2 separate regions of the Homo sapiens genome follow, and region 2 is linked to region 1. Evidence: read pairs that join two places in POLR2A ChIA-PET (ENCODE). Cell type or tissue: PC-3. All regions are shown on one strand. Links, peaks and the distances in the headings refer to the core of each region. The heading gives the core; the rest is flanking DNA.

Region 1 (12,598 bases), core at 3,643-8,642:
TCCCTCCTTTAATCCTATAAAGGAGGAAGGGCTAGAATCCATCTCACAGATCAGCAAACTGAGGCACGGAGTGGTCATCTCAGGACCCAGTGAGTGACTCTAACACTCTGCACCTAGAAATACTCCCCACAGGACACACCGATGGTGCCCATGGGTACCCCCTGCAGCGTGGCTTAAAATAGCCCAACATCAGAAAAAAAAAAAAAAAAAAAAAAAAAGGGGGCCTGGTGGCTCACGCCTGTAATCCCAACACTTTGGGAGGCCGAGATAGGCGGATCACCTGAGGTTAGAAGTTCGAGACCAGCCCGGCCAATATGGGGAAACCCTGTCCCTACTCAAAATACAAAAATTATCTGGGCGTGGTGGCGAGCCTCAGCTACCTATTTGGGAGGCTGAGGCAGGAGAATCGCTTGAATCTGGAAGGTGGAGTTTGCAATGAGCCAAGATCGCGCCACTGCACTCCAGCCTGGGCAACAGAGTAAAACTCCATCTCAAGAAAAAGAAAAAGAAAAGAAAAAAAGGACAAATGACCACCAATAGGCCACAGAGCAGCTGGATATGGGACCCAGGGAATTCTGGGCTGGTGAAAAACAGCAAAGCAGCCCCCATGGATCCCGACATGTTCAGGAGGCACTGGCGCGAGGAGGCAGCTGAGGGTAACAGTATGGGCGGTCCGCGTGGGAAGCTCAGATGGTAACTGCGCAGGCTGCGTGTGCACAGAAACGCCTGCAAATGTGGCATCCACGCTGTTACCTCTGGGAACCATAGGATTTTTTTTTCAAGATCTATATTTCTCCCCACTGCAGAGCAGCTGGCTGCATCTAGAAGTTTCTGCACCTCCGTCTGGGCATCAGATGTTTACCTCTGGTCTGCGGGTAGGAGGGTGGGCTGTCTGCCCGCCACTCCCAGCTTCATGCAGGATCTGACCTCCCACTGGCTGGGGCAGCCAGCCCGGACTCCCCAATCTCTGACCTCCTCGGCAGCCTTGTGGGAGGGGCTTCGGGGTGGAGAGGAGGGCAAGGCCAGGAGAAGCTGGGACTTGTCCCAAGTGCAGCCCCAAGGCAGCACCTCCCACCCTCTTTCAGAGATGCTTTGGATCCTGAGCTGTTTCTGGCTCCGGCTGGTGGGGCTGGGCCTCCACTGCTGCCCGCAGCCTCTGTGAAATGGGGCTGAACCAAGCATCTGCCCCCCCATAAGCATCAACAGAAGGCGGTTCCCTTCCATTTAGCATTTTTCTTTTTTGCGTGCTGGTATCGATTTTTGCCTCTTTTGTATCCCCGAGGGCTACAAGCAATTTTCAGACACCATCCCTGCCTCATGGGCTCGGAAGAGAAGCAGGATCAACGTGTGTGGGAGAGTCCGAGGGGGACCCAGGGCAGGCTTATGCCAGCCTGGGCAGAGGCCCAGCTGGAGAAACTGAGGGGCGGGGGCCACTTGGGGGAGGACCCTGGCCAGCCTCCTGCCTGGACGCATCTCACAGCCCCTTTCTCTCCATCATCGCCCTGCCCCCAATTCCAGGCCACCATCACCTCCCACTGGATACAGCCAGGGTCTCCTGTCCACTCTGGTTCCCTCTAACCCACTCTCCTCTCTGTTCCCAGAGGGGTCTTTCTATATGCAAATATGGACAGGAAATGTCCAGGGCTCCCTGCTGCCTTCTGGCAGAATCTGCCCTCTGTAGCCCGGTTTCCAACACTCTGCACAGTCTGGTCTCTGCTTCCCGTGCTGGCTTTACCACCTTATCCCTACACACACACACACACGAATGCATGCATGCACACATGTTCACACGTGTACATGTACAAATACACATGTGCTGCACACATGCATATGCCCACATGTATGCACACATTCACACAGAGACACACATACGCACACGCACATGCACGCAAACGTGCACTTGTGCAAATGCACTTGTCATGCACAGATACACACATGCACACTCACAGACACACATAGACATGCACAAGTAGACTTGTGTGCTGCACACAGGCATGCACACATGCACATGGCCACATATGTCCACATGCACACACACATTCACACACATGCACGTGCAAATGCACTCATGCACAGATACACTCATGCACGCACACACATGTTCATATACACATATGTGCTACACACAAGCATGAACACATGCACATACCACATATGCCCATAGGCACACACACATACATATGCACATGCAAATGCACTCAAGTCATGCACAGATACATGCACACTCACAGGCACACATAGACATGTACAATTAGACTTGTGTGCTGCACACAGGCATGCATACATGCACATGGTCACATATGTCCACATGCACATACACATTCACACACATGCGCGTGCACATGCAAATGCACTCCAGTCATGCACAGATACACACACGCACACTCACACATATGTTCATATACACATAAGTGCTGCACACAGGCATGAACACATGCACACACCACATATGCCCATATGCACAGACATACACACATGTGCATGTGCAAATGCACTCGAGTTATGCACAGATACACACATGCACTTTCACACACACGTGCATATACACATATGTGCTGCTCACAGGCATGCACACATGCACATGGTCACATATGTCCACATGCACACACACGTTCACACACACATGCACGTGCAAATGCACTCGAGTCAGGCACAGATACATGCACACTCCCATGACACACATATCCATGGACTACACACCTGTGCTTCACTCTGGCATGCACACAGCCACACATATACATGTGCAAACACACTCAAGTCACACGGATGCACACGTGCGTCCACACACACACACACATTCCAGTGACAATGAGCACTCTGCTACCCTGCTTCCCTGCCTCTGATGGGCCACCCCTCTCCCATGTCAGGCCAGTTCCTACTCCTTTCAAACTCAGCCATGGTAGCGTTTGCCCGTGCACATCTAACTAGGGGCCCCGCTCCCGGAAACACAGGCAGCTTACACTTCCTGCCCCTTTGAAGAGGCCAGCTGCAGCCTGTGTTGCTTCCCAGATCAAGGTGGAATTGGCCACGAGGGACCCTCTAGTGCTGGCTCCTCTTTCACAGACCGGTCCACATCAAGAGGGGGCACTAAAAAGCAATGGACCGGCCGGGTGCGGTGACTCATGCTTGTAATCCCAGCACTTCCGGAGGCCGAGGCGGGCAGATCACCTGAGGTCAGGAGTTCGAGACCAGCCTGGCCAACATGGTAAAACCCCATCTCTACTAAAAGTACAAAAATTAGCCAGGCATGGTAATGGGCGCCTGTAATCCCAGCTACTCAGGAGGCTGAGGCAGGAGAAGCTTAAACCTGGGAGATAGAGGTTGCAGTGAACCAAGATTGCACCATTGCACTCCAGCCTAGGTGACAAGAGTGAGACTCCGTCTCAACAAAAAAAAGAAAAAAAGAAAAAAAGGAAAAAAACGAAGGACAGCTGCCCCAGGGCATTGCAGGGACCCACAGCCAGGCTGTGTGCCTTGATGTTCTAAGCAACTTTGACTTCAGAACATTTTTTACTGCACCCACCCCCACCACAAAAAAAGGCCAGATCACCATCTTCTGGTGCCCAAAACCCCGTACTTCCTCCATGAACAACATCCCCCACTCATCCTAGGACCACCTGTTCACACATCTGTACCCCTACCCTGGACAGCACTAAGCTGTAAATTCATGAAGAGCAGAGGCTGGTCTTGGGTATAGATCCTCCAGCAGGGCCCAGCAGAGAGTAGGAGTTCAGTAAGTGATGTGGAATGAATGCATGAATTAAATAAAAGTTGGAAATAGAGTTCGGGTGCAGTGGTTCACATCAGTAATCCCAGCACTTCGGGAGGCCGAGGCAGGAGGATCGCCTGAGGCCAGGAGTTTGAGACAAGCCTGGGCAACATGGTGAAACCCCATCTCTACAAAAATACGAAAACGTTAGCCGGGACTGGGCATGGTGGTTCACGCCTGTAATCCTAGCACTTTGGGAGGCCCAGGCAGGTGGATCACTTGAGGTCAGGAGTTCGACACCAGCTTGGCCAACATGGTGAATTCCTGTCTCTACTAAAAATACAAAAAAATTAGCCAGGTGTGGTAGCATGCTCCTGTAATCCCAGCTACTTGGGAGGCTGAGGCAGGATAATCGCTTGAACCTGGGAGGCAGAGGCTGCAGTGAGCCGAGATCGTGCCACTGCACTCCAGCCTGGGCAACAGAGCAAAACTCTGTCTCAAAAAAAAAGAAAGAAAAAAAAAGATTATGCGGGCGGACATGGTGGCACGTGCCTGTAGTCCCAGCTACTCAAGAGGCTGAGGTGGGAGGATCACTTGAGCTCAGGAATTCCAGGCTACAATGAGCTATGATTGCACCACTGCACTCTAGCCTGGGCAACAGAGCAAGACCCTGTCTTGTAAGAAAATAAAAAAGAAAGAAAATAAATAGAACTGGACTTTGAACGATGGCTGGGAGAAAGTGAGGCAGATGTTCATACAGGGGTCCCCTCGCAAGTAAAGGCAAGAGGCAGAGAGGAGACGAAAAAGGAAGGTGCTGGGGGTCAATTGGCTGGGTGGGGCATGGCAAGAGGTGAACCTGGGGGGCTTAGGGTAAAGGGCTCCCTCCGTGAGTATTTCTTTTTTTTTTTATTGTTATTATTGAGATGGAGTCTCGCTCTGTCTCCCATGCTGGAGTGCAGTGGTATGACTTGGCTCACTGCAACCTCTGCCTCCTGGACTCAAGCAATCCTCCCCACTCAGCCTCCCAAGTAGGTGGGATTACAGGTGCCCACCACCACACCCAGCTAATTTTTCTGGTTTTGGTAGAGATGGGGTTTCACCATGTTGGCCAGGCTGGTCTGGAACTCCTGACCTCAAGTGATCCACTCACCTCAACTTCCCATAGTGCTGGGATTACAGGCGTGAGCCACCGCGCCCGGTCCTCCGTGAGTATTTCTGAGCACTCATTGAATGTGACCTGCGATGCCTGCTCCTGCACCAGGATGCAATTCCAGGACCTGGTCCCCAACCTGGAAGTTCAGGACCCAGCTCACCTCACTGGCAGGGCCCAGGCCAAGACCAGCCGGGGCACAGCCCGGGCACAGCTCCACGGGGCAGCCAGCATTCTCACCCTCTTGCACTGGGCCCTGACACTTCCAAGGTGACATCCTTCCCAGTCCTGTGTGCCCTTTGGTGGGACCAGGGATGCCAGCCCCTCCCCAAAGTGACCCCTGGAGGGGCCGGGCTATTCTCTGCTGGCTCACTGGGCTTCTTTGTGAGTTGAAATGTATTTTTTTTTCTCTTTCCTAATTAACTCCCTGCCACCCCACTTGCAGTAAAGTCTGATTTATCTCTGGCTCTCTGCATTCCGGGGACGGGCTATTTAATCTCAGCCGCGTGGACTCCAACCCACTGTCTCAATGAAATGCAGATCCTTCATCCTGCCAGCATCCTGCCAGCCCCACTCCATCCTCCTGCTGCCCGTGGGCTCAGCCAGCCCAAGCTGCCGCTGCCGTAAATTCTCTTTTATAATAACACCCTTTGCCCTTTGGCCACACCTGTCAGCACGGCCTGGGACTCTGCCGGGCCACAGCTGGCTGCTCACTTCTCTGGGCAAACCGGGCCTCAGGCAGCGCCCCGCTGGGAAGCCAGCAGCTGCCCCCAGGCGTCCACCTGCCTGGTCCCCTATGGCCAACACTCTTGGTGCTCAGCCAAGTCTAGAGGTTACCTGCAGGCAGTCCCCACATGAGCCCGCTGGGGTGTCCTCAGGCCAGGACCACACACAGACCGTTCACGGGGCAGGCCAGACCAATCTTTCTCCGCATGAATCAGCTCACTGCACTGCTCCTGCACCAGGGAGGGGCCGGAGTGGTACAGGAGGCTGATTCACGGGGAAAAAGAAGCCTGATTTGTAACATCCGCTGATGTCTGTGGTGTCAATACTCCCACCGTGGCTGATGGCCAGATAGTGATGTGATGCCTGTGAATGCCACATTGGGAGGAAAATCCCAGGGCTCCGAGACACCTCCAGGCAGGAGGGGGCGGGTCAATGCCGCAGCTCCTCACGCCTCACGGGGGCAATTCTCAAGCACATTCCACACAGCCTCTTGGAGGGAGGGGTGCCACCAAGACTGAGCCCCAAGTGCCTGCAGCTACAACCTTCTCTTGTGAGTTGAATTATATTCCCCAAAAGATATGCGCAAGTCCTAACCATTGGTAACTGCAAACATCACTTTATTTGGAAATAGCATCATTGCAGATGTAATTAGTTAGATGAGGATACACTGGAGTAGGAAGGGCCCTAGCCCGGTGAATGGAGTCCTTATCAGAAGAAGGAACTTGACCGGGCACAGTGGCTCACGCCTGTAATCCCAGCACTTTGGGAGGCCGAGGCAGGCGGATCACTTGAGGCCAGGAGTTTGAGACCAGCCTGACCAACATGGTGAAACCCTGTCTCTACTAAAAATATAAAAATTAGCCAGACATGGTGGCACATGCTTGTAATCCCAGCTACTCAGGAGGCTGAGGCAGGAGAATCGCTTGATCCTGGGAGGTGGAGGTGATCCTGGGAGGTCAGCCGAGATTGCATCACTGCACTCCAGCCTGGGTGACAGAGTAAGACTGTGTCTCAAAAAAAAGAAGATGAAGATGAAAATTTAGACCCAGACACACAGAGAGAACATCCTGTGAAGACACAGTCGCACCCATGCATGGGGAAGAAGGTCGCGTGATGACGGGGGCAGAGATTGGAGCGAGGCATTCACAAACCAAGGAATGCTGGGAGCTTCCAGAAGCAGGAAGAGACAGGACGGATCCCCCTAGAGCTTCCAGGAGGACAAGGGCCTGCAGACACCTTGAATTTGGGCTTCTGGCCTTTAGAAAAGTAAGAAAACAAACTATGGTTGTTTTCAGTCACTCCGTTGTGATTTGTTACAGCAGTAAAAGGAAGTTCACATGCCTTCCATGTCTTACCCTTAATAGCCTTCCTCCCGCCCTGTCTCAGCTCTCACGTCTTTATGGTGTTCCTGGGGTCACCTCCCAAATAAACCACCTGAACCTGTGTCCTTGTCTGAGAGTCAAGGAGCACATTGGACTCACAATCTGAAAGTCCTGCTCCAGGTCCAGCCTCACCATGCCCAGGTGTGGTACCGTGGGCAAATCCCACACCACACCCCACCCCTGCCTCATCATCTGTAAGTGGGACATTAAGGACTCCAACAGGAGAAGGTTGCTGTGTCGGCGGGTGCAGTGGCTCACGCCTGTAATCCAGCACTTTGGGAGGCCAAAGTGGGAGGATCACTTGAGGCCAGGAGTTTGAGACCAGCTGGGCAACACAGGGAGACCCCATCTCTACAAAAATTTAAAAGTTAGACAGGGCTGCTGGTGTGAGCTTGTGGTCCCAGCTACTCAGGAAGCTGAGGCAGGAGGATCACTTGAGCCCCAGGAGTTTGAGGCTGCAGTGAGCCACGATGGTGCCACTGCACTCCAGCCTGGGTGTCAGAATGAGACTTTCTCAAAAAGCAAAACACAAAACAAAACAAAACAAATGGTCACTGTGAATGAAAGTGTTGTGGCCTGAACAGATATGCAGTTGTGTTGACAGCCTGCCCAGGAAAGCTTGCATCAAAAGCTCACACAGCCAAGTGACTTTGACCCTCCCTTCTCCTGTGGTCCTCTGAGTCCCTAAAGGATGACTGGCAGGCAGGTTGCCCTCATCAACACATCACCATTTGGGGCCTCCCAAGTCCCCACCCAACATTCTCATCCACCTGCCTTTGGTCTCTGATGGTTCTTGGGGGTCTTCCTCCCACAGAAGCAGGGGTTTGATCAGTTTTGGCCAGGTGGCTGTATCATCCCCGAAGAAAGCAAAAGGACCTGTATGTTACCCCCACACAGAACAGAGTAGATAAAGCAAGGATGGAGGAGAATAAAATCTACTTCAATCTACCGTCATTATGAAAAACATTGTTTCATCTCCCGCAGGCTCTTCCTGAGTTTTCCCATGATGCCCAACTCTTCTCTTAGTTATGGTGAGTTCTTTTTTGTTGTTGTTGTTGTGGAGGGATTTTTTTCTCCTCCCTACACTTGTCTTCCATGGCCCGTACCTCTCCACCGCATCTGACAATCTGCACATGTTTAAAACCATGTTGGACATGGGGTTTAAATTTCTTCCCAGGAGACTCCTGGGCCATATGCAAATCAGAGGGCTGTGGCTAAAGCCAGGAGGAGCAAACAGGAAAACAACAGAAAGGATTTTCTAATTCCATAGGCCAGTCTAGATCCTGTACATGAGTCAGCTTTGGCTGCATAACAGCCGCGAAAACCTCAGCTGCAGAAAACAGTATGTATTTCTTGCATCCTGATGACTTAGACTGGACTCCCTGGGCTTGGCTCCAAACTGCAGGTGAGGCTCAGCCCTGTGGCCTGGCAGGCTAGCCCAGGGCTGTTCTTCTCATGGCGAAAAAGAGGTGGGCAAGAAGGCAAGCCCCATTAAGAAGTGCGTGTCAAGCCTCTGCTCCTGCTACATCCCCCTCAACAGCCCACTGCCCAAAGCAATCTCTCAGCAAAGCCCAAACTCGAGGTGCAGGGAAGGGAACAGTCATGAATGATAACAGCACCCGCCACTGCCCACAACATATGCACATCACAGAGTTTGGTGCTCCAGTTCTCATCACAGCATAAACTTGCTGACCGAGTTTCCGACAGTTGAGACCAGACATCATTGACTTTGCGGGAAGAAAGCCCTGGCTTCTCTCTACTGAAGTGTCGCTCCAGTCTGGCCTCTTGCCAGGACAGAGGAGGTCATCCCTGACGGAACTGTGATCAGCGTCTCTCAGCCTCAGTCCCTGCTGACATATCCTCAGAACCTTGCTATACTGGACCTCACAATGAATAATCAGGCGATGAATAATCAGACCTCTTCTCGCCATGGCCAGAGCCTAACTGGGGAGACAGGTGAGCCTGCCCTCCATGCAGAAACAAAAATAAGCACCAGAGCAAAGGTACAGGCCAAGTGTCCTGAACACTTAAGGATGGGGTGGGCCGGGCGCGGTGGCCCACGCCTGTAATCCCAGCACTTTGGGAGGCCGAGGTAGGTGGATCATCTGAGGTCAGGAGCTCGAGACCAGCCTGACCAACATGGTGAAACCCCAACTCTAATAAAAATACAAAATTACCCGGGCGTGGTGGCACATGCCTGTAATCCCAGCTACTTGGGAGGCTGAGGCAGGAGAATTGCTTGAACCCAGGAGGCAGAGGTTGCAGTGAGCCGAGATCGCGCCATTGTACTCCAGCCTGGGCAACAAGAGCGAAACAACATCTCAAAAAAGAAAGAAAAAAAAAAGGATGGGGTGAGGAAGTTGATGCATGCAAATGGGAAGGAAGGAACATCTGGGCTGGGTTTCAAAGGGTGAGTAGGAGTCTGACAAACAGGAGAGGAAGGACACATCCTGGGGAGAGCAAGAACAAGGCCTGAGCATGGGCAACTTACATGGCTTTTTTTTAAATTATTTTTTGTCTGTTTCAGGATTTGTGTGCAGGGCAGGACCATCTTGCCGGAAGCGTGCTGTTACCATGGCACCCAACACGGCATCTGGTGTTACGTGAACATCCTCCTCTGACTGCGAACAGATGGGTGGATTGTTTTTCCAGAAGGATGAGCTCTATTTCATGATGAAAATCACCCAGGTGTTTTTGCACAAATCATAGGTTTAGTCCCCCAGATGCGTTTTTTACTGAAGTCTCTGGCTGTGTTCCTCACAGCCCAGAGGCCTGATGTGCTCTCTGTCTGCATTCAGCCACCGTCTGGGTGTGGGACTCAGAGTGAGCCTCAGCCCAAGTACCGCCACCCCATGTGGAGTGAGGAGATTGCACTAGACCGGTGGTGTTTCTCAAACTTGGACCACTGGTGTTTCTCAAACTTGGACCACTGGTGTTTCTCAAACTTGGATGGGTGTAAGAATCATCAGGAAAGTTCATAACATGCGGATTCTTGGACTCTACCTCCAGGTATATTTTGATTCTACAGGTCTGGGCTTGAGGCCTGAGTATCTGTGTTTCTAATAAGCTCTTGGGGGATGCTGCTGGCTTAGGGTCACTCTGGACTCAGACCCCAGACCCCTGCTCACCTGGACCTTCTCCAAACCTTGCACTGGAGAGAAGGTTCTTGAACCTCATCCTGGGGCAGGCACCCATTCCCTGAGAATCCCACTCTACCAGACCTCAAAATGAATAATCAGGCAATGAATAAGCAGATCCCCTCCCACCATGGCCCCAGCCTAACTGTGGAGACAGGCAAGCCTGCTCTCCATGCAGGAACAAAAATCAGTGCTAGAACAAAGGCACAGATCGAGCTGTATCTGGCAGGAGTGGTCAGAATGCCAGAGAGAGAGAGCTCAGGCAGCATTCCCAAGGCAGGTGGTAGACCCAGGGCCCCAGGGAGCGTTCAGCCAGTGGCAGGGGTTTGGGTTGAGCTGGTCTGCCCACTGGAATCAAAGTGGGCTGGGACACAGGACCAGAGTCCCAAATACAACCCTCGGGCTCTGCAAGCCTGGCCCATGTCACGTTCACTGCGCCCGCAAGCCATGAGTCCTGCCCTCAACTTGCGCCTGTGATGCTGTCCTCATCCAGTCCCAGAGAGATGATCCACCTCGGGGCCCTGCATAAGCCCTGGCCTCTGACACTCAGCCCCCATCTCCTTTACACTGGAAATGTCTCAGGTGTCAGCCCTCTCCAGGAAGCCTCCCTGACCCCAGTCCCTTGGTCGGTGCTCCCTGACCCCAGTCCCTTGGTCGGTCCATTGCCTAGGATGGAGTGCAGTGGTGCGATCTCATCTCACTGCAACCTCCGCCTCCCAGGTCCAAGCGATCCTCCTGCCTCAGCCTTCCCCGTGGCTGGGGCTGCAGGCAGGCACCACCACGCCCTGCTAATTTGTGTATTTTTAGTAGAGATGGGGTTTCACCATGTTGGCCACGCTGGTCTCAAACTCCTGACCTCAGGTGATCCACCCGCCTCAGCCTCCCAAAGTGTTGGAATTACAGGCGTGAGCCACCGGCCCCGGCATTTGGTCAGTGCTTTGATGCATGTGTCACATCAGCCTTTGTGTCACCGTCGGGGTGGCCCTGGAGGTGCACGGCTCTGCTTTCCCTCCCAGAGTCACCCTCCACAGGAATGCAGTAGCACCTGGGGCCTGGCAGCTCCTGCCCCACCCGGGACCTTGCTAGAGCTCCCCGTGGGCCTGGAGAGGACTTTCTCACAGCTGCACTGCAGCCTGGGGCTCCTCCCACTTAACCCTCCTTCCTTCCTCTTCTCCTCTGGCAAACACAAGCCCTGCGTCACGGTTGGAAGTTGGTCCCCGCCCACCCTGCATCCTCTCCCTGTATCCTGCTTGGGCATTGCGTTTCATCAATCTCTTGCTCATTTCTTCTGTCTTGACGTCTGCCTCCCAGATGACCAAAGTGACACAGGTAACGAAATGAGTCTCTCTAATGAGTTCCCTAAAGTCCTGGGCCTCCGAGGGCTGCAGGCCCTGCCTCCTCTTACTCATCGCTGACTCCAGGCACCTGGCCTAGAGCTTCACAGGGGCTCAATAGCTTCCTGTCCTGCTCAGGCAGAGAGGGGCAGGCAGGGAGGGTCTCACACTCCAGGGAAGGGTGCTGCCTTTGCAGAGTTGAAGTGGAGTGTGTAGGGGGTGGTGGGGGAGTCCTGGGAGACCGTCAGCCACTCCTTGTGCACGTGGGAAAGGGGGACCCGGACAGGACGGGAGGACGCAGGGTGTGAACAGCATCGGACCCCACAAAGCACCCCTGGCGCACAGAGGTAAGGTCTGCTGGCTCAGGTATCACTAAAAGCCACAGAGTGGCTCACCAAGCCCAACAGGGCCCAGACCAGGCGCTCAGCTCTCACTAGGTCCGATCCCCGCCTCGCCTCTGAGCTGTAGCCCTCTGTGCAGGGGGGGCGCACTCCTGCCCATGGCAGACAGACCCCTCCACTGGGACACACGGGGCCACCACAGCCCAGCGCCCTCTTTCTCCTCCAGGCAGGGTGGACTCTCCTGGGTGGAGACTGATATGGTGAGGCTTTGCGCCTCACCCAAATCTCATCTTTTTTTTTTTTCCTTTGAGACTGAGTCTGGCTCTGTCACCCAGGCTGGTGTGATCTCGGCTCACTGCAGCCTCTGCCTCTCGGGTTCAAGCGATTCTCCTGCCACAGCCTCCCACGTAGCTGGGACTACAGGCACGCACCATCACTTCTGGCTAATTTTTGTATTTTTAGTAGAGACAAGGTTTCGCCATGTTGGCCAGGCTGGTCTCGAACTCCTGACCTCAAGTGATCTGCCCACTTCGGCCTCCCAAAGTGCTGGGATTACAGGTGTGAACCACCGCACCCGGCCCCAAATCTCATCTTGAACTGTAATCCCCATAATCTCCACTGAGTCATGGGAGAGACCAAGTGGAGGTCATTGAGTCACGGGGATAGATTTCCCCCAAGCTGTTCTCGTGAGAGTGGCTGAGTTTTCAGGAGATCTGATGGTTTTACAAGGGGCTCTTCCCGCTTCACTCAGCACTTCACCCTCCTGCCACTTTATGAAGAAGGTCCTTGCTTCCTCTTCACCTTCCATCATGATTGTAA
Region 2 (12,598 bases), core at 4,024-9,023, 67 kb after region 1:
GGCTGCCTGCAGTGTGGAGCCTGGGCCGCCAATATAGCCCTGCACTCCAACCTGCGCTGAGTCATCTCTCCTACACGCTCCAGCCTCCCTCATGTTTTCTTTAGTGTTTCAAAAATGCGAAGCTCAGGGTCTTCGTGCGTGAGATTCCTTCCACCAGGAAAGCTCCTCCTGCCCCTGCTGCGCAGCCGGCCCCTCCTTAAGGTCTTGTAAATGCCTCCTCCTGAGCCGCCTTCCCCAACAGCCCTCATTTAAGCAGCCTCCTTGACTGTAGGTCCGCTGACTGGCTTCCTCCTTGAGAGCACACTCACAGTGCCGGACCGCAGGCACCTCGCCGATGTTCCTGTCCACTTGCTTTTTGTATTGCTCCTTCTCCAGTGAGCTTGGAAGCCTCATGCGGGCAAGGCCTTGTCTGTCTGGTTCTCTGTTGTGTCCTCGGAGCCTGCCACAGTGGCGGCGCTTGGTGGCTTTGACAGGGGACTGGATTGGGTGGAAGGGGCGAGATTAGACCTGGATACAGTGACGTCCTTGTCAGCCATGCCGAGTGCAGAGCGCCTACTGTATTGTAGGCATTTGAAATGAAACGGAGAATGTTTCCCAGGCCGTGCCTAGCAAGGATGCCTGGCAGTCGTGTGAGTGAGTGCTGTGGAGGGGAGCAGTGCACACCCGGTGCTGTCGGGAGCACAGGAAGGGTGCTTGGGAGCAGTGCGGGGCAGGTCAGGGAACCCTTTCTAGGATGTGTGTTGGACAGGCTGATAAACTTCTGTGGAAGGCCGTTATATGCAAGGAGTTCACATCTGGACGGTGACTGGTCCAGCCTTTTAGAGCTCCTTCCAGCTCTGAGATTCTATGCCACGAAAAAAAAAAAAAAAAGGCAGGAAAAGGAAATAAGGAATTTTTTGGTGGGAGTTGCGGCTTTAAATAGGATGGTCCAGTAAGGCCGCACTGAGAAGGCCTTCCCAGTAAAGACTTCATGGGTGCAGAAGAAATTTCCTCAAAGTCTTGGTTTGTGTCTTTGATTTTATTTGTGAGCTTGGAGAAGCTTGAGCAGGGCTTTATTCTGATGTCTCTAATTGTCTTTAATTCAGATTATAGGAATTCTTAAATGTTGACTTGCAGGGTTCGGGAAGCACACCAGATGGAAACCGAAAGTGCTGCCGTTTTGAGCACCTACTCATTGCACACCCTGGGTCCAGGGTGAGTCTCACTCCGTTCAACTCCTCGGCCACAGATCTCCCTGATCTCAGTCAGGATTCTCCAAAGAAGCACAGCCAACAGGATACATAGATGTATAAAAGGAGATTTATGATGGAGAATTTCACTCACGTGATTCTGGGAGCTGAGAAGTCCCATGTTCTGTGTGGCAAGCTAGAGACCCAGGGAAGCCCGAGGCGTGATTCAAACTCAGCTCATGTCCGAAGGCCTGAGAACCTGGGCAGCCGATGGTGGACATCCAGTCCCAGGGCAAGAGAGGATGAGATGTCCAAGCTCCGGCGGCGAGGCAGGAAATGAGGGGTGAACTCCTCCTCCCTCTGCCGTCTGATCTATTCAGGGTCTTGAGGGATTGGAAGGTGCCCAGCCACTTGGGGAGGGCAGTCCACCTTCCTGAACCCACTGTCCTAATCCTAATGTCATCTCGAGCACCCTCACAGACACGCCCAGGAACGGTGTTGCATCAGGCACCCTGTGGCCCAGTTCAGTGAAATTAACATCACAATCTCCGTGGTCCACACCTTCTGGACAAGGGGTCTTTGCAGATGGGCAGACTTAGGCGTGGCCCCAGATTCCCAGATCTCCTAACGAATACGCTGTTTCCTGCTCCTCCAGCTGCACTCTGACAGCTCACATGGGGCGATTGCCTCCATTTCCATTTTCATTTCCTTCACAGATTGGTTTGCTCACCATCCAGCATGTTTGTTTGTTTTTTTTTCCCCACCTGAGAGCTCTCCCGGAATGTCCCCAGCCTCTCCCTCTGGAGGTATAGCAGATATTGTGGTGGCTTCCTGCAAGGAGCGCTGTGCTGGCATCACTCAGTGATGTCCCCTTACGCAAGCTACACTGACTGGGAACTTCTGTTCCCTCTGGGGAAGGGGAGGTAGGAGGAGACTCTCCCCTGGATGCCCCTTAATAACCAGTGAAATTGGTACTATGGGCATGGAGTCATCTATTTTTTAAAATAATTTAAATGAAAACATGACTGTGGAGAAAGCCGGTTTCCTCAAAGCTCATAAATATTTATAGTTTGAAACTTTGTTTCATCTTAGAGCTTGAAAATATAAACTGTAACCTCTTGTTATAGAAGGGGAAACAATTACCTTTTAAAGGTTGCTGGATACCAGGCAGGAGGATCACTTGAGGCCAGGAGTTCAAGACCAGCCTGGGCAGCATAGCAAGACTGTGTGTCTACAAATAAAATTAGCTGGGTATGGTGGTGAATGCCGGTAATTCCCAGCTACTCAGGAGACTGAGCCTGGGAGTTTGAGGCTGCAATGAGCCATGATTGCACCACAGCACAGCAGCCTGGGCGACAGAGCGAGACTCTGTCTCTAAACATAAAATTTTTTTTAAAGTTTGAAAAGTAAAGGTCACTGGATTCTTTTGATTTTATATATGTGTTTATCCTTTATCCTTAAACCTAACAAAAAAGGGGCCAAATAACTGCTTTGTTTACCAACTTTCTCATTAGAGGTGGGGTTTCCTAGGCATCTAGACAGATGCTGAGTTTTATAAATGTAACGTCTGTGCCTTCATGTGGCCCTGGTGAAGCACCATCGTAGAAGGTGGCTGTGACTGACAGGAGCACAAAGCCCCTGATGTGATGTGATGTGATGTGATGTGATGTGATGTGATGTGATGTGATGTGATGTGATGTTATTTTTGAGATGGAGTTTCACTCTTGTTGCCCAGGCTGGAATGCAGTGGCACAATCTTGTCTCACTGCAACCTCTGCCTCCTGGGTTTAAGTGATTCTCCCACCTCAGCCTCCTGAGTAGCTAGGACTACAGGCATGCGCCACCACACCCAGCTAATTTTGTATTTTTAGTAGAGACGGGGTTTAATCATGTTGGTCAGGCTGGTCTCAAACTCCTGACCTCAAGTGGTCCGCCCGCCTCAGCCTCCAAAGGTGCTGGGATTACAGGCGTGAGCCACCGCACCCAGCCTACAAAGCCTCTGATTTTAGCAAAGCACCAAGGCCTAAGGACTCTGCCCGTGTCTTAGCAGCTTTAGAAGGAAAAGCAAGCCAAGAAAAACATTGAGTTATTTACCATAATTCTGAAGAAAAGCAAATGTGAGTCCTTAAGGGAGGAATTCTGACTTTCTTGAAACAGATTAGTTTTTTTCATGGAATTAGTAACACAGGGACTTACTTGCCCGGTTTTAAGGTTTTTGGTGAGGAGTTGCCTGAAACGCAAGTTCTCTTGAGAGTTTTTTCAGGTTTTTGGAGAGGAGTCGCGTGAAACGCGGGTTCTCTTGAGTACTTACAGCCCCTTCCCACTGCCCCTGGGAAAGCTGTGGTGCTGCCTCTCTAGGGAAACAAATAAGCGCTGCTCTGTGCGTGAAAAAAACAGATTTCCTTTCGTTTTATAAGATGGACGGGGACATGGGACTTTTCACTTGGCTCTTAAGGGAGGGGCTTTTTGAGAAGTAGACACTGGTGTCCTGCGTGGCCTGCCGGACTGTCTTTTCAGCTGTCAGCAGAACCCCTCTGAAGGGAGCACCAGTTTCAGCAGCGTCCGTGCCGCAGGGAAGACATGGCAACATCAGAGACCAGCACAGCTGTGGGTGAAACTGGACAGCAGCCCTTGGGCAGCATTGGCGGCTAGGGTTTAACCAGAGCCTGTCAGGGGAAGCGCTTCTGGTTTTGCAATCGTTCTTTACAACCTTACGAAATCTGTGCCGTGTGCTTTCAGGTAAATGGATTTCACTTTGAGGTCCCTTCTCAAATGATTTTTTAAGAAGTCTATATAGTTGGCAAAAATTTGATAAAAGTTACTTCATTGGTCATGACATAAAGTTATCTGAGTAAGAAGAAGCAGCACACTTATTCTCCTGTACCTCTGGAACATGTGAGCACCCTGGTTGTTCTGGGCTTTCTCTGCCAAGGCTGGGAAACTAGAGTTCTGGCAGCTTTGTTGCTCCTTTGTCTTCTGTGTGAGCCGCGGTGTCATCAGCCAGGTCACCCCGCTTGCAGCACAGTCGCTGTGCTCTGGGCATCGGTGGAGCGGGGAGCTCTGGTTGTGCACAGAGGGCCAGGTGTAGATGTTGTGCACAGAAGTCAGCCCCACCCAGGTTAGGCTGAGCCGTCTTCCCTGAACCTGAAATGGTTCGCCTGGAGCCCACGTGTGCACAGCCTGGGGGCTCTGGGCCAGGGTTCCTTGTAGTCTGTATTTCCTTTCCAATTCTGATCTCCTTTTTGCTGCTGGGAGATGAAATCCCCTCACTTGACGACTCAGGAAGCATCTGTTTCTTCTGATTCTTGGGACTTGCCATCTCCAAAGGCTGAGCTGCGGGCCTGGGTGTCCCTGTTGAATGAGAGCGCTCCAGGGCCTCCTTCCACATGTTATCTCATTATCTTTTTGTTTTTTTCTTTCTTTCTTTCTTTCTTTTTTAAGACAGAGTTTCACTCTTGTCACCCAGGCTGGAATGCAATGGCGTAATCATGGCTCACGGCAACCTTTGCCTCCTGGGTTCAAGTGATTCTCTTGCCTCAACCTCCCACGTAGCTGGGATCACAGGCACCTGCCACCATGCTCATACCCACCTAATTTTGTGTTTTTAGCAGAGATAGATAGGGCTTTAACATGTTGGCCAGGCTGGTCTCGACCTCAGGTGATCTGCCCGCCTCAGCCTCCCAAAGTGCTGGGATTACAGAAGTGAGCCACTGTGCCCGGACTTTTCTCATTATCTTGCCAGTGACCGTGAGGTCCATCATTTGGAATCCAACTGTAAAAAAAAAATTATTGACAAAACCCAAGGAGTAAGTTCCTTCTAAAGGCTGTAGCATGGTTTTTGTTAGCAGTATTACTAATACTGTTATTATTTTACTCATTTGCAGTGCTATGGTCTGAATGTGTCCATCTCAAAATTCCTATGTTGAAATCCTAACCCTTAAGGTGCTGGTGTTAGGGGGTGGGGCCTTTGGGGAGTGATGAGATCACAAGGACAGAGCCCTCATGAATGTGATTAGTGTCCTTATAAAAGGGACCTTAATGAGCTTGTATACCCCTTCCACCATCTGAGGACACAGTGAGAAATCACCGTCTAGGAGCCAGAAAGTGGGCCCTCACCAGACACCAGTCTCCATCTTAGAGTCCCAGCCTCCAGAACTGTGAGAAAGAAATCTCTGCTGTTCAAGCCACCCGCCTGTGAGGTTTTGTTATAGCAGCCCAGACTAACACATGCAGCGAACCTGAAATATTCAGCTGCGTACTTCTTAAGCGATCCTCTCCCCTCCTGGGGTTGACCCCTTTCTAATGTCAAACCATTTCCCTCTAAGAAGGTGATTGTAATGATACTAGAAGACTGTTCCGAATTCAGAATGCCTTTAAAGGAGTATCTGTATTGTATTAATCATAGAAATTTTTACTATGAATTTATTACTAAATACTATTTACATAGAATTTATTACAAAGTAATATTTATTACTAACAATACTTACATAATTTTACTATGAATTTATTACTAAGTAATATTTACATTTACATAAATATTTACATATTTACAGATGTGTGAAAATTGCTTCTTCTATTAAACGCTATCAGTCACTTGCAGTTTTAATTTATCCACCACAGTAAAGTAAGCTGTTGTCTTTTTGGCTGATCTTTTCCTGTCAATAGGCTTTTTCATTTTTATTGTACTGTTCCTTGGGGAGCAGGGCTACCCCAAAGGCGGTGTACCCAGAGTAGCCGGCTTTTTAATTTTGTCTTTGACATACGAAAAGGAGGTAGTTTTAGGAGGAATTTTCAGATCCATTGTACAACTAATTTTTTTTTCAAATAAAGTATGGGGCAATATTTATGTATTAATGTCAATAATGAGTCATCATAGGGTGGAATTTCCAATGAAAAATACATTGAAACGCTAATGATGTTTGGTTTGTGTATTTTTTATCAACTTTGGTACAAGACAGATCTAATGACTATCTAATATAAAACACCTGTTACTTGAGTGCTCCTCACTGCAGGTATGAGGTAGGACTGCTGCCCTTACTTTGCGGATGAGGACCTGGGGTCCCTTAGTTCATCCTGCCAACAGGTAGAGCCTCTGCTCTGTGCCGGCCCTGGGGACACGGGTGTGAACAGAGCAGAGCCCTGTCCTTGTGGGGCTTGTGCTCGGTGGGGAGAGAATCATACAGGAGATGCTGAGTGGACTCTGAAGGCGGGTAGCCAGCCGGAAGTGGTCAAGGAAGTAAAGCGAGGATGGAGCGTGGGAAGGATGGGCCTGGGGTGCAGTTTTGGATAAGATGGCCAAGGGCAGGCCACCCTGAGAAGCTTCCCTGCCCCAGTCCTCACTGAGCATTGAGGAAGTGAGCCGTGCGGCTATCCGGGGCAAAGGGTTTCAGTTGTCAGGAACCAGAAGTGCAAAGGCCTGAGGCAGAAGTGAGGATGTGCCTCTTTGAGGACCTGAGTTTTTGCCATGAATGAGATGGGAGCCTTGTAGGGTTTTGAACAAAGCGGGTGATAAGAGCTGACCTAGGCTTAGCAGGCTAACTTGACCACTGGTTTTGACAGTAGACTGAAGGGGACAAGTGTGGACACAAAGCAGCCAATTAGAAGACTTGCCATAATCCAGGTGAGAGATGGTGGTGGCCGGACCCAAGTGAGAGCCATGGGAGCAGCAGGAAGTAGGGAAATTGTAGCTGTCTCTGGAAGGTAGAACCACGGCATTGGCTGACAGGCTGGGCCAGACCTCAGGATGGTGCATCTCCCCTAGCTGCAGGCCGCTGCTGCTCTGTGGGGAGTGAGGTCCTCCTGTGCGGCCCAGGTCCCTCTCCATCCCATCCAAATTCAGGCCCACAGGATGGTCCAGGGTAACCCACAGCACCTGGGCACTCTCCTACTACAGCCAGTGGCCAGCCTGCAGGGACAGACAGCCTCCAAGGCCACAGTCAGCTCGGCCCACACCCTTGCTGATCTGCAGAAGGTGCAGAAGCAGCTTTTCAGGCAGCATGGTAGCAGGGCCTGGGTAGGCCAGCTCTGGCTTAACCCAAGTGCAGGCCGTAAGCACTGAAGGCGCTGCTCTAGGTGGGTGTCGGGTAGCACTACTCATGATGGTCACTGCTTACAGGAGGGAGTTGGGTATGCGTGAGAAGGAAACATGTTCACAGATTCCCGAAAGAGATATTGAAACTTGCAGAGGCCAACTCTGTAATTGCAAATGAAGCATAAATTAAGATTTTCCGTTTAGTTGTCTAAACAGTTACCCATGCAGTCCATAGAAGAGAAGATGGATGCCTGCAGAGCAGGACTTCATTAAGCAGCAGCCTGAGTCCTAAGTGGAGGAAGCGCCCAAAATGATCACGGAGCTTGTGGTACTTTCACCTAATAATTCATCGTAGCTCCTCCACGGGGCACAGAGCGGTTTCTGCGCGAACAGGTTTTTCATGAGCTCAGCGGCTGCTCTTCGGTCGTGTGTGTGCCTAAGGTTGGCCCCTTAATTTGAAACGCTGCAGCGTCTTGTTTAGTGAGGCTGCCTGATGCTGATATTTAATTATTGCCATGTCCAAGTGCGTTTTTGGTGCTGTTGAAGTTACCATTGAGTTTATTTTCTGCAGTAGTAATTTACTACTTAAATTTACTTCTTCCAGCTTTTTTCCATTTGGTCTTATCGCAAGTTTGAACTTTCCTCCAGATAGTCTTAGAGGCAACGGATGAGAACAGTGAGCAAGCTGCTGTGTTATCCTGGCTAGGTTTTTTTTTTTTTCTCTCTTATACCTTATTTTAATGCTCATTAATTCAAAGAGATTTCTGTTTATGGAGACAGTAATTAATAGTAAATCTCCCATCAAATTCAAGGCTCTCTTGATTTTGAAACTTCTAAGAACTCAGGCTAAATGTTTTAAATTGTTCTTTATACCTTCATGAAACGTTTTATTGGAAGTGTTGACTGAGCCTAGTTTTCTTACTGGAAACAAGAGACTAGAAATTCAAACATGTTTGTGAAATTTAAGCATTTTTATTACTAATTGGTACTTTATTACTTATTATTGTATTATAATGGGACTTAGAGGAAAATAAAGTATAAAAATCAGTATAAAAGCTTATTTGAAGTAGAGAAGCCAAATGTCTATTCCATTTTTTCTAATTTTCAGTTGTCAGTATACATACACTAAATTTTCCTCATTTTCAGTTGCTAGTTATCCTGATTTCTCTTTGAGCTGTGGTTTGAGGTCATGACTGCTTAGATATTATTGGAGGACAATTTTCGTGAAGCAAATAGATCAACTAAAAAACAATTTGGGGGAAAATAAAGGAAAATTAAAAGTTATTAAACATAAATGTGTAAATTGGCAGAACCTTTCTGGAAAACAGTTTAGTAATATTTATCAAAACCTCAAAAATGTGTGTATACTTTTTTGACCCAGCAGTTTTATAATTCAACATCTAGGAATTTGTCACAAGAAAATAGCCATATATGTGAAAATAGGGATGTATCAAGGAGTTCCTTGCATCGTTGTTTATTCTTTCCATACACTGGAAAGAATTCCGATGTCCAGCCATAGGGATTACCTCAATCTTAGCATGTCCCACATGTCGGACTACTCTGCAGCCATTACAGATCTTGAAATCTTGAATGACATAGGAAAGTGTTTACGATACATCGCTAGAAAAATTTTAAAGTGTTACAAAATGTTCTGTAAAGAATAAGACAGATAACATTCCTAGATGTTAATAAGTTATTTCTAGATAGTGATATTTTTAAGGATTTAATTTTCTTCTTTATGTATTTCTATATTTCCTCTATTTTTTGCACTAAAAATACACTTTTATAATCAGAAAAAGACAAGTTCTTTCTTCTTTTTTCTTTTTCTTTTTTTTTTTTTTTTTTTTTGAGACAGAGTCTCGCTCTATCCCCCAGGCTGGAGTGCTGCAGTGGTGCAATCTCAGCTCACTGCAACCTCTGCCTCCCGAGTAGCTGGGATTACAGGCACCTGCCACCATGTGCCCACACCCAACTAATTTTTGTGTTTTTAGTAGAGATAGGGTTTCACCATGTTGGCCAGGCTGGTCTCGAACTCCTGACCTCAGGTGATCTGCCTGCCTTGGCTTCCCAAAGTGCTGGGATTACAGGCGTGAGCCACCGCCCCCGACCAAGACAAATTCTTTTAGATATGTTATCCTACAGCAATGCTGTCCAATAGCAAATCGAATGTGAGCCACAAATGTAAGGCACGTGTGTACTTCAGATTTTCTAGTAGCCACATTAAGGAGAAAGAACGAAAGAAAAATGATTTTAATAATAGATTTTATTGAATCCAACATATCCAAAATATTACAATTGCAACATGTAATCAGTATAAACAAAAGAAGTTTACGTGTTCTTTTTGTACTCTTTGTGATCCAGTATGTATTTATAATACCTCTCAGTTCAGCTGGGCCGCACGTCCACTGCTCGGTGGCCCTCGTGGCTGGGACAGAGCCACCATTAGATGGTCTCTTGCTGGGCTGCCAAGATAGCGTAGATGAGTGAGTGTTTTCAGTGTCTGGAGATATTAGACTCAAGTAGTGTCTGAATGCACAAAATGTCTTCTAATGTAGCCAGGCTTAACAGTATATCCCATACTTCCAGATTTTAATTACTATTTTTAAAAAATGTTCTAGAGAATTTCAGAAGTGTTGGGTCCTCAGAGGTCAGCTCAGCTCTGGCTCTAGTCTCCGTGCCTGCTGTAAGCTGCGTGAGAGCAGGCGGCAGCCCAGGCATCTTCTGCCTCCTGCCTGTTCCTCTGCTCCCTTATCTCTCCAGATACTCACAGCAGTGTAGAACAGAGCTGAAAAATCTCTAGCTTGAGCCCGCGCGGTCAAGGCTGCAGTGAGCTTTGATTGCGCCACTGCACTCCAGCCTGGGGGACACAGTGTGACCCTGTCTCTACAAAAAAAAAGAAAATCTCTAGCTTAAACTAAATCGGTCAGGCTTGATAACTGTGTGATTTTGAGCTTCCGCTTTCTCATTTGTAAAATGGGCATAATGCTATTCCTCGCAGAGTTATTTATAAAGACTAAATGAGCTAATGGACAGTGAGTACTTAACACAGTGTCGTTCACATGGCAGGCGCTTAGTCCCATGAACGCAGATTGTTATGGCCTCTCTGAAGCAGCCTTTTGGTTGATAGACTGGCATGAATTTTATGCATGTCTGCATCTGCTTATTTATTTGGCACCTTGGTCGGTGTTTAAAGGCTTTGTGGAAAGGCTCTGGGCCTTTATTTACCACAGTGTGCTGAGGCCCCAGCTTGACCAGGTTGGATCAGGAGGAGGGTTCTAAAGAACACTGCCTGGGGGTGCCACCACCACCATGCGCTGCACACATCATGTTTGATAATCAAAAGCAGCCTTTCTAAAATGAACATTAGCTGCGTATCCTCTTCAATATCTTTTTTTTTTTAATTTATTTTAATAGAGATAGGGTCTCGGTAAGTTGTCCAGGCTGGTCTCCAACTCCTGGGCTCAACAGATCCTCCCGCCTCGGCTTCCCAAAGCGCTAGGATTACAGGCTTAAGCCATCACGCCCAGCTCTCTTCAACGTCTTTAGTGGTAGAAAATGTTGAGTGGTAGCTCTGTGATTCCCAGACCTCACCATGCAATCCAAGATGGCCCCAACGAATGGGCCAAGAATATGTTTAATGAAAACCAACCTAGTGACACTGCCCCCAGAGGACAAAGATTTCACCATTTTCTCACACCTCCTCACACAGTTTCTTTGCACTCTTATCAGTTTTTCACAAAACCCAACTTGTTACTGTTTGGACTTTTGACACTCAGCCCAGTCCTATTGGCTTTGAAGTGGTGGGACCAAGGAAAGCCAGCCTTGTAGCAGGCTCATCTACAAGAGTCTGGCCCAGTGGCACTCAGACCATAGTCCAGAGGAACCCGGTGTATGTACACGCGTGTGTGTTTATGGGTTTATGGGTTTACGCATACACACACACCCGTCTATATATAGCTGTCTCTGCTAAAACAAATTCTTTGAAACACTTACCTTTATTATTTGCAGTCTATTCAGTTAGTTACCAGTATATTCTTTTCCTTTTTAAAATGCCTACTAAATGATTTCACAATGCAGATCCTGACTTGAATTTCGAAAACACTGAATTAGCACATGAAGCTGTTACCTGTTGATAGTGTGTGCAAGCTTTTCCCCCTTAGAATGATATTTTGTGTGTTTGTGTTCTCAAGTTTTGCTGATCTTTTCTGTACTTAAGAGGACGATTTCGTTCCCCCTTGTACTAGTGTTTGTCATGTAGTGAAATTTTTAGTGAAGGGAGATTCCGAGACTTATCCTGACCCCTGGAAGAACAGGAGAGGAAGAAGTTGGTCTGCCCATGGCCATGGCTGGCGGGTGGGGGTTGGGGAGATGATTCCAGGAGTTTCCAGCCTGCTGGCTTGTGAGTTTTGAAATGGAGCCCTGGATTTTCACTTTCCAGTTCAGGAGATCTGGGGAAATCTGGATTGGTTTGGAGTTGTTTTTTTGTTTGTTTGTTTTGTTTTGTTTTGTTTTGGACTTTTAGGAAAACCTTTTCAAGGCAGCTGAAAAAAGCTAATGATGATAATTTGCTTCTCCTATGCCATTCCTAAACCCAGAGTTTTCTCTGCAGTTCCATCTCCTCTTGAGAAGCTTAGCTTGGATTTCCCACTGTCCAACTGAACTAAATTTGTTGAAAACCTACCTAAATGTCACCCCTTCTAAGCCATCCCCTCCTGTGGACCTGACTTGGGAGAACTGGTGGGTATTGTGCTTACACAACAGGGCCCTCACTGCTCTCCGTGCTCTGCAGGTTTGGTGAATTCCTGGTTTTGGATCTCTCCATCTTTTATTGAGAGCACTTGGGGTGAGAGCACTTAGGGGGCTCCTGATCACTCTCCTGCTTTAGCTGCTCCTTCCCTGCCTCCTGTCCCACCTGCCACGGGACCTGCAGGCAGCCTCAGACCTTGCCATTCTCCTTTTCCAAAGCCCTCGATCGTCCCCTTTCTCACACAGACTTCTTAGCTCTCCACAGCCTGTCTGTGAGCGAGGCCTCACCAGCGGTGGCGATTCTGGCTGTCCTCCGACGGTCCTGTCCTTCCAGTTATGGGGCTGGCCTCTGTACTCTGCATCTGAGACTGTCGCTTATCTGCTCGTGCTCTGTCTTGCTGCTACGCTTGTTTTGAAAGTTCTCCCATAGCAGGAGCCAAGTTTACCGCCTTTTGGGTTTTCCCCATTCGTTACCCACCACTTTTCATTGCCTGAGGTGAGCCCTCGGTATAGTCACTGGCAGAGCCAAGAGGGGGCTTTCTTAGAGAAATAATAGGCCTGATCCCGTACGGCAGTGCATTTGTTGCGGAAGGCAAATCCGCGGAGTTATGGTGGGGCCAGGGCTGCGCTGTGAAATGGCAGAGGCTCTGAT

What was found. Peaks named below come from ENCODE experiments on the same cell type or tissue, not always from the same donor. Only the 100,000 strongest peaks of a DNase experiment are listed, where the experiment ranks them.
Region 2: POLR2A ChIA-PET joins it to region 1 with 5 read pairs; 6 of 35 experiments call an interaction of 5 or more read pairs at or near these places.

What each region holds. Positions count from the first base shown.
Region 1 is chr7:2,869,459-2,882,056 of GRCh38, reverse strand. No RefSeq gene overlaps it. Among named protein-coding and RNA genes, the nearest start is that of GNA12, 31 kb to the right of the region's middle. RefSeq lists enhancers at 7,370-7,950, 9,782-10,433 and silencers at 11,240-11,459, 12,407-12,598. In PC-3, for the core only: no CTCF peak of the experiment used is centred there; DNase peaks (open chromatin) are centred at 5,866, 7,766 and 8,256; H3K4me3 peaks cover 934 bases; H3K27ac peaks cover 3,359 bases.
Region 2 is chr7:2,802,908-2,815,505 of GRCh38, reverse strand. The region is part of intron 1 of GNA12 (G protein subunit alpha 12); the gene reads left to right. Among named protein-coding and RNA genes, the nearest start is that of GNA12, 35 kb to the left of the region's middle. RefSeq lists a silencer at 1,664-1,866 and enhancers at 5,874-6,730, 6,731-7,588. In PC-3, for the core only: no CTCF peak of the experiment used is centred there; no DNase peak of the experiment used is centred there; H3K27ac peaks cover 553 bases.